Linked DNA regions of Homo sapiens: region 2 is linked to region 1. Evidence: read pairs that join two places in POLR2A ChIA-PET (ENCODE). Cell type or tissue: PC-9. All regions are shown on one strand.

Evidence for each region. ChIA-PET counts read pairs that join two places held together with the same protein. Peaks named below come from ENCODE experiments on the same cell type or tissue, not always from the same donor. Only the 100,000 strongest peaks of a DNase experiment are listed, where the experiment ranks them.
Region 2: POLR2A ChIA-PET joins it to region 1 with 5 read pairs; 2 of 35 experiments call an interaction of 5 or more read pairs at or near these places.

The regions. Positions count from the first base shown.
Region 1 is chr2:174,748,132-174,750,631 of GRCh38, reverse strand. It overlaps CHRNA1 (cholinergic receptor nicotinic alpha 1 subunit), which reads left to right. Exons shown (of 9, transcript NM_000079.4): 7 at 463-686; 8 at 1,813-2,052; 9 at 2,377-2,500. Among named protein-coding and RNA genes, the nearest start is that of CHRNA1, 15 kb to the left of the region's middle. In PC-9, CTCF peaks have their summits at 1,347 and 1,555 (motif pointing left); a DNase peak (open chromatin) is centred at 1,481.
Region 2 is chr2:174,938,223-174,940,722 of GRCh38, reverse strand. All of the region lies in intron 3 of CHN1 (chimerin 1), which reads left to right. Among named protein-coding and RNA genes, the nearest start is that of CHN1, 66 kb to the left of the region's middle. In PC-9, no CTCF peak of the experiment used is centred here; a DNase peak (open chromatin) is centred at 1,433.

The DNA.
Region 1 (2,500 bases):
AGTCACATTCCTCTTACCCTTGGGTTTCAGTGGTGAATTAGTTTGCTTGGGCTGCCACACAAAACACCATAGGCTGTGAGGCTTAGATAACAGAAATGTAATTTCTCACAGTTCTGGAGACTGGAATTCCAAGATCAAGGTGCCAGTAGAGTTGGTTTCTTGTGAGGCCTCTCTCGGTTTGTAATGGCCATCTTCTTCCTGTGTCCCATGGCCTTCCGTCTATGCATCTGTGTCCTAATTCCTCTCCTTATAAGGACACTAGTCATACTTGATTACTCACTACCCCATATCACCTCGTTTTCATTTAATTACCTCCTTAAAGTCCCTGTCTTCAAATACAGTCACATTCTTAGGTCCCAGGACTCAGGACTTCCACATATAAATGGTGGGGTGGGAGGAACACTGCAGCCCAACCCAGATGGGTAGTTGTGGGATTTTTTTTTTTTTTTTTGGTCTTTTCAGGGGAGAAGATGACTCTGAGCATCTCTGTCTTACTGTCTTTGACTGTGTTCCTTCTGGTCATCGTGGAGCTGATCCCCTCCACGTCCAGTGCTGTGCCCTTGATTGGAAAATACATGCTGTTCACCATGGTGTTCGTCATTGCCTCCATCATCATCACTGTCATCGTCATCAACACACACCACCGCTCACCCAGCACCCATGTCATGCCCAACTGGGTGCGGAAGGTGAGTGGGGAGGCCCCTGCAGACTTCACACGGAGGCACATCTACAGGCCTCCCCTTCGAGGAGCCAGTGGGTTTCTAGCTAATACTTGGGGCTATTTAGGAACTAAGTTCTCTTTGGGCTTTAGGGAATTTTTGGAAGGAACTTTCTTTGGCCTCTTTTTAGGAATAAATAACTCCTGTAGCCTTCCCAGAGAGAAAAGAAAAACAGAATTAACAAAGCTCATTCCAAATTCAAGTTTAAAGAATCTCTTTGATCAGAGAAGATGAACAAACGGCTGCTTTTTATTGAAATGCCGTGAAATTCTCGCGATTTCTTTTGTATGTTTTCCAATCTGTGAACAGACTGGCTTATTTTTTGCTGGTGAAATCATCTGTTGAGAATAGAATGAATAGAATGAGGGCTAGAGATGGGAGGGTTCCTGATGAGAGAGGGTCAAAAAGTGAGTTTTAGTGAAGGACTAGGTCTGAAATAGTTACGTTATTGAATTTAAAAATTTAACATTTCAAATATGTCTTTCTTTGACAAAACTTTACAGAGACACTGAAGTCCAGGATCTTTTGTCCAGAATGTAAAATATTTGTCAGGAATTGACAAAAGAAGCTACTGCTCACAATGTACTCTTTTAAGAGGAGAGTAAGAGTCCCTGTTTCTGTAAAGGCTGATAGATGACTGCTGGCAATACCTGTACTGCAGTTTCTTCAGGAACAGGAAACAGAAGAAAACAATCTAGCTGTTTTGTGGGATATATTTGAAGTGGAGGGGCCCCTTCTTTAACCATTTGATCCTGGTGACACATTGCTAAGGCATTTTCCATACCTGTAGGGGATCCTGACGCTTTTAAGCTCATTGGTGGCCCCAGGTCGATGACTGCACATGGGCTCCCTCCAGTGGCGAACTTCTCACATTACAGAATCATCACTGTTAACCATAGTCATTTCACAGGACCCGGGATACAGAGGGATCTTTGAAAAAATCTAGTATAGTTCTTTTGTTTTAAGGACAAGGAGGCTGAAGCCCAGAAAAACTGAATGACTTACCCCAAATCACATTGATAATTCAAAGACAGAGTTTTATGCTTGCCTCCTGGACAATAATTCTCATGCATGGATTTCTTTTTTATGTTAGGTTTTTATCGACACTATCCCAAATATCATGTTTTTCTCCACAATGAAAAGACCATCCAGAGAAAAGCAAGACAAAAAGATTTTTACAGAAGACATTGATATCTCTGACATTTCTGGAAAGCCAGGGCCTCCACCCATGGGCTTCCACTCTCCCCTGATCAAACACCCCGAGGTGAAAAGTGCCATCGAGGGCATCAAGTACATCGCAGAGACCATGAAGTCAGACCAGGAGTCTAACAATGTAAGCTTCGTGGCTTGAAATTCATGCCTCTGGGTTTAAATGGTCAAATGTATGAGCACAGGTGGTGAGTCTGACTTAACAAGTAGGTGGCATACAACAGGCAGCTACTGACCTAAGATGAACCCTGGTGACCGCCTCTAGACCACCTTAGTAAGTTATCACTTTGTAAATAATCTATTCAAAAAATAAAGACGATGCCAGCCAAGGGATGGGAGGACTTTGAGATCTACAAATTGAAGGGCCCATAGTTGATGCAAAGCACAAACGTTGTGAGTCCAGAAACCACCTTAGGGAGACTCTGTCTAACATTTTCCTCTCTCCCAGGCGGCGGCAGAGTGGAAGTACGTTGCAATGGTGATGGACCACATACTCCTCGGAGTCTTCATGCTTGTTTGCATCATCGGAACCCTAGCCGTGTTTGCAGGTCGACTCATTGAATTAAATCAGC
Region 2 (2,500 bases), 190 kb before region 1:
GGGACAAACTGTCATGTGTCTCCTGAAGTGATACAGTGAAACACACGGTATCACCTGTATAATATTTTTGCCAAAACTGTTTAACTTAAATCTAGTTATAAAGTACGAATCAGACAAATTCAGAATGTGTACCTTCCATAAGACATCTGCCCTGGGTTTATAAATAATGTCATTATCATAAAAAAAAAACAGTGGTGGGATGATATAAAATTAAAGGAGACTAAAGAGACATGGCCATCAGATTCAAGGACCTTGATCGGGTCCTCAACTTATATATATATTGTAAAGCTATAAATTTTGAGTACAATTGGATAAATTTGAGTATGGACTGTATTAGGTAATGTGGAATCATAATAACTTTCCTAGATGATACATTATTGAAAAATAATTACTCTCGGCTGGGCGTGGCGGCTCACGCCTATAATCTCGGCACTTTGGGAGGCTAAGGCGGGTGGATCACGAGATCAGGAGATCAAGACTAGCCTGGCCAACGTGGTGAAACACCATCTCTACTAAAAACAAAAAATTAGCCAGCCATGGTGGCATGCGCCTTTAGTCCCAGCTACTCAGGAGGCTGAGGCAGGAAAATTGCTTAAACCCAGGAGGCGGAGGTTGCAGTGAGCCAAGATCACACCACTGCACTCCAGCTTGGGCAACAGAGGAAGACTCTGTCTAAAAATAAATAAATAAATAAAATAAAATAAAAGTAATAATTATTTCTCTATTGATAAAAATGTTAAAATAGATTTTGTTATTGTGACTTCTGGTTTAAAACACAATATAGCTTTGAAAGTATATAATTAGTTAACAAAGAGAACCAATTTACAGAATTAGGCAGGAGTTTCATGGGATTGTCTTTTGAATGTCCAGTTGCAGTTTAGATATATGTAGATTTCCAGTCTGTGTATATGTAAGCATAGAATTAAGTATGAGGTACTTGATTATTGCCTTTCATTGCTGCTCGCTGTGATCAAGGATGATTAAATAATTTGCATGTAATGGGAATTTTAAAAATGCTATTTAATAAAATGTTTCATTTTGTTTCATGTTCTGTTCACACATACTTTTTAATTTTTTAAGTATGTGAGAAACTGAAAGTGAGAAATTGGCAGTACTTTGGAAAGTCCTGAAGTATTTATTAGTAAGACTATTATCTTTGTTGAAAAATAGCTATATTATTCCTTTCTTAAAATAATTTGAGACCTCACAAATGAAGACATAATAAAAAGAATAAAGAAAAGTTGAAGGAATAAAAACAGCAAAATGCCAGTAGATTGCAGTGCTGATTGAGGCTCAATGTAGTTGTGTGAAAAGTGTTTCACAGTTATAAAGTATATGAAACTCTGAAGGCCAGTATGATCCAGTTTTTTCCTGAATTAAATTGTTTTAAAAAAATTCATTTGGTGTGACATTAAGGTACGATAAATCAATGGAACTCACTTTTGAAGAGCTAAGCTGATGTGGTCACAGTAGATAGCTTTCTGATGATTCACCTTGATGCAAAGACACAAGATAGAATAATATACTGGATGAATAGATGGATGTTAGAGTCTCTGAAAATAATTTCCTTTTATTTACCTTTGCTCTGTGATTGAATGCTGCCATCCCCTGAGGAACTAGACCAATTATTTGTATTCTCTCCTTTGGTTAAAAGCAGGCATGAAAGCATTGAAAAACCAGAAAAGCAAATTGTACAATTGACATTTTCCTACTTAAATTGAGCAATGTATTCATCATTTCCACTTTGCAATATAAAAAATATTTATTGTATTAACTTTTCACAATATTTTGTGAAATATTTATGTTTCACAAAAATATAGATTTTTTGTAAATATTTTATGTTTGTTTATATTTAAAAATATTTATATTTTTTTCTCCAAAAAAATAGTCATGTTCTAATGACTAAATTGGTGGGCAAGGAATGCTGTTCAGAATGAAAGGATTTACTGTGACTGGCTCTCCTTGTACATTGAAACTATCCTTACATATTATTCACAACTTATAGTCTGTTACTTATTAACAGCTTATAGTCAGTTCCTTAAGTTTGACTGTTTAATAAGGATTAAATATGTGTGCATACAATAAATGTCTTTACTTTGGAAATTAGTGGTGATAATTTGTTTCTATATTTGACCGTTCTCTAGGTTGTTCAATGTTTTTCTGTTTTTCCCAGGTGATAACTAAATGACAGTTACTAAACAGGCATAAGTGGTCTTCCTTTAAAGAAATGAAATTCATACATAATATTATTATAATGATTAGATTTACAAATAGAGACATGGGAAGTATTTATAAGCCACTAATGCTAATGGTTTGCTTATTCTATTAAGTTAAATATCTGTATAACAACTAAGTAACTTGAATGTCCATTAGAAATGAAAGTAAAGGATTAAATAGTGGGATAGAGTTGATCTAAAAATACTTTTCGAAGGAAGAAAGTTTCAGAGTTAGGCTTGATGAAATGATTAGTGATTGGTTTGGAAGAACTAAAGATTATTGA